Regions from separate parts of the Homo sapiens genome. Here region 1 is linked to region 2. The links are chromatin contacts, found by Hi-C or POLR2A ChIA-PET in ENCODE. All regions are on one chromosome and are shown on one strand. Each heading gives the region's core, a stretch centred on a gene start or an enhancer-like site at or near the end of the contact. The rest is flanking DNA. Distances are from core to core; before and after follow the strand shown. Region 1 overlaps ST6GALNAC5 (ST6 N-acetylgalactosaminide alpha-2,6-sialyltransferase 5). Region 2 overlaps ST6GALNAC3 (ST6 N-acetylgalactosaminide alpha-2,6-sialyltransferase 3).

Region 1 (2,782 bases), core at 79-2,578, 860 kb after region 2:
TGACAAAGCTCCTCATTTTGAAATGTTGCAGTGCTGTTGACACGTTACTAATAAGGTTTGTGTCCTTATGTTGTAGAAGGAAAAGTAATGGTTTGCTGAATATTATTAAAAGTTCTTACGTAGGATTTTGTAAGTCTCAATAGTATGAGAAAGAATGAATGTGAGATAGGGATTTGGTATTAAATATTAAATACAAGTCTTCAGAATATGGAGGTCATATTACAGAGATAATATGTAAAGAGACATAATATAGTACAATGGAAAGAACACTACACGTGGGATGAGAATTACTCAGGATGTCCACAGACAAGGGCTTCATTAGCCCTGCCTCAGTTTCTTCATCTGGAGAGCCAAAGATTCAATTCACAGTCCATCTAGGCTCTCTTCTAACCTTAACCTTGGTGACAGCCCTAGACCCACACTGAAATCCATCAGAGATCCTTCATTGGCGCTGAGCAGTTTATGTTTCATTCTGAATGATGGAGTTCTCTTCCATTAGGCAACTTCAGGCAAGAAGAAGAAGACTGTATCAGGGGTTCACAAAATAAAGAAAAAAGAAAGCAGGAAGGAGAGTTCTAGAAAGAGCCACCCTTTAGAAAAATTCTGGTGCACCTTCATCTTCTCACCATCACGATACCCCCATTTTTGCTTCTAAGTCTTTATAGATCATAAGTCAACTTCCTACCAACAGTTAAGAATCTTAACAACAGTTAGAAACTCAGAATCCTAGCAGCACAGGCATCTTCTGAGTACTCACCATGCACGAGGCACTGTGCCAGGTACAAACATTCATATTCCTCACAACAACCCCAAGTGATAGGTTTCTAGAGAACTGTTACTGTACACATCTTGCAGATAGGAGAACTGGGGCTGAGAAATGGAAAAGCCATTTGTGCAAATCCACACAGCCAGGAGGAGGCAGATCACCCAGCACTGACTCCACAGCCATTGATCCTAATCACTCCCAAGAGGCTGAAACATGTGCTACACCAGTTGGGCTCTGGGAATCTGGCCTCAGTTTAAATCCTGCGTCTGCCACACAGTGAATGTCCTTGAAAAAGTAATTTAACCTCTTTAAAGCCTCAGTTTTCCGACCTGTCATTGAGAAGAATGAAGTAACTGCCACAAGTTTTGAGGATTAGTGAGCTCTACATAAGGGATGTCAGGTACATTATAAGCGTTCAATAAATGGTGGTGATTATTGTTATTAGTCCACTATCATTCTTAAATATCTTGTTTCTTACTGAACTGCTAGGAGTTGCAAAACCATCCTGTTAAGCAGGAAAAGCAAGGAAGCCACTTAACAGATGCAAATGGCATTTCACAAGGGAGTCAGAGACAGGGGCTGAGAAGGGACTCAGATGGCTTCAGCCCAGCTCCTAGCTGACTGAACAGATCACTTCCTTGAAGCCTCTAGAGGAAGCAGTGAAATGATATCAATTCCCCTGAGCTTTGGAAGGGAAAAAGATTCTATCTTGCTTAAACTGTTCTACTGTAGAGAAATCATATGCTTTAGATGCCAGGGCAGGGGGGAGATACCCCTGGATCTTCCCAAAGGTCATTTGTTGCAGGCAGAGGGATTAAATACTTACCACTGCTTGCTGGTATGGAACACTGAAAACACATCTTCTCTCTAGATAGAATATATGAAACAAAAAGGAGGCTCCCTTCTGCCAGCTGAGGGAAATTGCAGGGCAGTGCACTTTGTCATCACTGTGGAAGTGCCTGGTAGAACAGGTGACATTGGGCAAGAGAAAGCCCTTCAGTGCCAGATTTGTTTTCATCACTGTGTTCTGTTCTCATCATATTGTGGTGTGAGACTCGCAAAATCTCATGCATTCTCACCACGGGAGCCTGCATCTTCATTGCTGAAGGGAAGTGGAGAGCTCAAAGCAGTTCATGCAGGCAATTCCTCCAAAAAGTTCCCCAAACTATCTGGAGCATCATCTCATTCTCCACTTCAAGTTAATTCCAAAGGCTGGCCTGGAGGAACTTCTGCACAGAATTTATAATTAGCCCAGCTTTGTGGAATAGTCAGGCCTGAGTCCTTTGTTCATGCTGATATGAGTAGCAGAAGGGTTTCTGCAAGTTCTTGCCCAGTTGCAATTGAAGTGTTTAGGCGGTTAGCTCTTTCTGCTAGAAAACTCACCTTGGGTGTGCCTGCCACTCTGGCACATGTCTTCAAAAATGTGCTTTGTCACATTTAAATACTGATGTTTTGTTCCTAGTTATGGAAATGTAGGAGTGTCTGTCTGATGGTTCATTTCTAACCCCCAAATTCCTATCTTATACTTTAAACTGCCCTGAAAATCAAAAGCCCTTGGAATCAAACTCCAGATACACAGCCACATTGCCAACACACTACTTTAGCAAAAGATCCAGAACATATTTTACATGAAAACCTGTCAGACTGGTTTTTTATTATAAAAATAATGTAAAGAATTGAGCCAAGCACCCATGTTATTCTGATGACAAAGAAAACTAATTGTGCTAATAACACTAAGCAAAGTCTTCAGCAATCATTCTGAGCTGTAAATTGGGCATGCTTTTTTAACTGTGGAGCCTCTTTATGAGGTATATGAAGATAACAAGCATGCTTTTGAGGGGATTCTTGTGTAATTGACATTTTTTAAGTGCCGAGAATGTGGTTCTAAGACACATTTGAGACTGGGGTCTTGCACTCGTTAGGCAGTCCAAAGTATTTTTAGCTTCCTTCTCATTGGAGAGCTAGCATTTGGGGCGTAGGGAGAATGAAGCTTATGCCATGCTTTTGTTTCCTTTG
Region 2 (2,753 bases), core at 245-2,744:
TAATCTAAACCAGAAACTCCATCTTTTCTTCCCCAGGGCTCCTATAGACCCATAGGCGGCTAGAGTGTACCTGTGAGCCTCTGGGGAGATGTCTCACCGCCAGAGAGCTGTCCCCAACTCAGGACCTCACCTGCCTGTGCGTGCGAAATTACACCTGAGATGGAGTGGCTGTGTCCAGCTAACAAAGCCGTTTGGGGAGGGGATTTCAAGCATGGCTATTCCTTGTTCACTTTAATAAAACATGGCATGAATTCAGGCAAAGGGACTTACTCCTTACTCCCTCACCTCAGATTTTTCTGTGTTTTGCTGTTGGTATAACTTGTCCTGTGTTGCTAAGTTTTAAACATATCTATATTTTGTTTAAAACACTAACCATGGCTTTGTTTGAGTGGCTTATTTTTATGTCCTAAGGAGTTGACCTAGACAGGGAACAGTTAGTCATATTCTGTTTCAGGCCAATGCCTCTGAGCCCCTTCCCTTCTCGTTTTTCTCTGTCTGAAATGATGCTCTTGGCTGGCCCCATTTTGCTGTTTGTCCAAACGGGCGCCCCTCAGCAATGGGCAACTTTCTCCATTTTGGTGTCTTATCTAAGACCTTGCCCACTGGCTTAAAGAGTTGGCTTGGGTTCCGTCACAGTGATGAGTTGCCTGTCCCGCCGTCTGTAGTCGGGAGGGCTTTTTCCGTGATGAGAATGAGCTGCAAACTCAGGCAAACACTGATCAGGAGAGACATGAAACCCAACCTGGCCCAGTCGGCTTAAAAATAGTCCAGTCATTTCACCCCTGGAATTTTCTCTTGCTTATGTGGGTGGACAATTCTCTTGGAACACCACCAAGATCATGAGGAGGAGAAAACAGAGCAGGCACCAACCACATGAATCCAACCCAGGCTGACCCCGTAGCCGGTGGTGCATTGGCCCTCACAGGTTTGCACCCTGCATGCAGGGCCCTTTCTCCCCCACGAGAGGGCGCTCTCGTCACTCTTAAAGCAATCGTACTGGGGAACACTCAGGTTGTTTCTTAGTGAAGTCCCCGAAGAGCACTGCATTTAAGCTGCTACTTTGTGTCTCAGCTTCTACTTTCAAGGTTTGTTATGAATGTAAAGACATTCTCCAACTCAAGCAAGTGTGGGCAATATTAGTGTCTGGAAACGCCTGTTGCAAATGAAGCACAGCCACTGCTTGTTTGTGTTTCGTTAGTGAAACGTGATTGTAACCCAGGGTTTTTGACGCTCACAGAAGCATCCGCCTTGGTAATGCTGTACATCCAGGCTGCTCTTCTTTGTCCCTAACCTGGTTGCAATGTGGCCGTAGCATGCTTGTGTTGACATCTGACAGGAGATGAGGACTTGACTTCCTGGGCTGATCTTGCTTATTTTGGGGAGAGCAGGAGTGCCCGTGGTTAGTGTGGATCAGCCTGACAGGAGATTTTCTATTGAGGGAGGATTTAAGACTGCATGCAGGCAAGGGAAATACAAGCCATATTTCACCAGCTCAATACACCAGGGAGCGCTACCATTTAACGAAAACCACCATTCTGACTTCCGGGTTTTTAGGTCATCTGGCAGCCACTGGGTGGGGTCAGTTTCTTGGCCCTTGATTAGAAGTTCCTTCTGATTACAAAACACCTCTTGATTGAAATCTTTGCATTTTCTTTGCATTTGCATTTCCACCAATCTTTTTATTTTTTATTTTTTTTGCCTTGGAGGATGTGTGTATGTGAGGGTGACCTTCTCTTTATTTGTGGGAATCGGGGAGTGCCCTCCTCCCTACAAAGTCACTATAAAGCTACGGGCTTTGCTGCCCTTGGTACAGGGTCTAGAAGTGGTTGTTGGGTGGTGACCAGCACAGTGACAGTTTATTTCCTGGACCTTTGAACCTAAATTCCCACAGGAAGAACATAAAGGACTCAGCAAATCTTGCCCCCCGACCCCCGTCTCCTCCATGCGCCTACACTGGAGCCATGAGTACTACTGCTACCGTCACTACAGCCAAATTATTATAGAGAATTACTATGTGCCAGGCATGGGTAATTTTTGGTTGTTTTAATCAACTTTGTTTCAAACAGCTTTAGATTTGCAGAAAAACTATGAATATAGCAAGAGTTCCCCCACTTTCTCCTTTTTTTATTTATTTTATTTTATTTTTTTGAGACGGAGTCTCTGTCGTCCAGGCTGGAGTGCGGTGGCGCAATCTCGGCTCACTGCAAGCTCCGCCTCCCGGGTTCATGCCATTCTCCTGCCTCAGCCTCCCGAATAGCTGGGACGACAGGCGCCCGCCACTACGCCTGGCTAATTTTTTTTTTTTTTTAATATTTTTAGTAGAGACAGGGTTTCACCGTGTTAGCTAGGATGGTCTCGATCTCCTGACCTCGTGATCCACCTGCCTTGGCCTCCCAAAGTGCTGGGATTACAGGTGTGAGCCACCGCGCCCGGCCTCCTATTTTTAACATATAGTTTCTCCTGTTGTTGTTGTTTTAATCATATTAGCATAACACATTTGTTACAATTAGTGAAGGAATATTGATACATTATTATTAACTGAAGCCAATACTTTATTCGGATTTCCTTTATTTTGACCTAGTGTCCTTTTTCTGCTCCGGGAGCCTACCCAGGATACCGCCTTACCTTAGTTGTCATGTCTTCTTAAGATCCTGCTGGCGGTAGTGGTTTCTCAGACTTTAAACTTGTTTTTAATGACCTTGACAGTTTTGAGGAGTACTGCTCAGGAGTTTAGTAGAAGGTTCCTCTTTTGG

What was found. Hi-C counts contacts between places; a loop is a spot of excess contacts on that map. ChIA-PET counts read pairs that join two places held with the same protein, here RNA polymerase II (POLR2A). Pooled maps may share reads with other maps.
Region 1: a loop to region 2 is called in a pooled map, with 4 times the contacts of the local background. The contact joins two enhancer-like sites. A Hi-C loop is called at or near these places in 1 of 168 maps with a recorded cell type or tissue (endothelial cell of umbilical vein) and 4 of 50 pooled maps. POLR2A ChIA-PET finds 5 or more read pairs at or near these places in 1 of 52 experiments (GM12878).

The regions. Positions count from the first base shown.
Region 1 is chr1:77,017,608-77,020,389 of GRCh38, forward strand. All of the region lies in intron 2 of ST6GALNAC5 (ST6 N-acetylgalactosaminide alpha-2,6-sialyltransferase 5), which reads left to right. Among named protein-coding and RNA genes, the nearest start is that of MIR7156, 41 kb to the right of the region's middle. Within about 2 kb of position 1,329, at least 2 of the 41 ENCODE cell types and tissues checked have a DNase peak (open chromatin) inside an H3K27ac peak, as active enhancers do.
Region 2 is chr1:76,153,342-76,156,094 of GRCh38, forward strand. The region is part of intron 1 of ST6GALNAC3 (ST6 N-acetylgalactosaminide alpha-2,6-sialyltransferase 3); the gene reads left to right. Among named protein-coding and RNA genes, the nearest start is that of ST6GALNAC3, 80 kb to the left of the region's middle. RefSeq lists a silencer at 940-1,049. Within about 2 kb of position 1,495, at least 19 of the 41 ENCODE cell types and tissues checked have a DNase peak (open chromatin) inside an H3K27ac peak, as active enhancers do.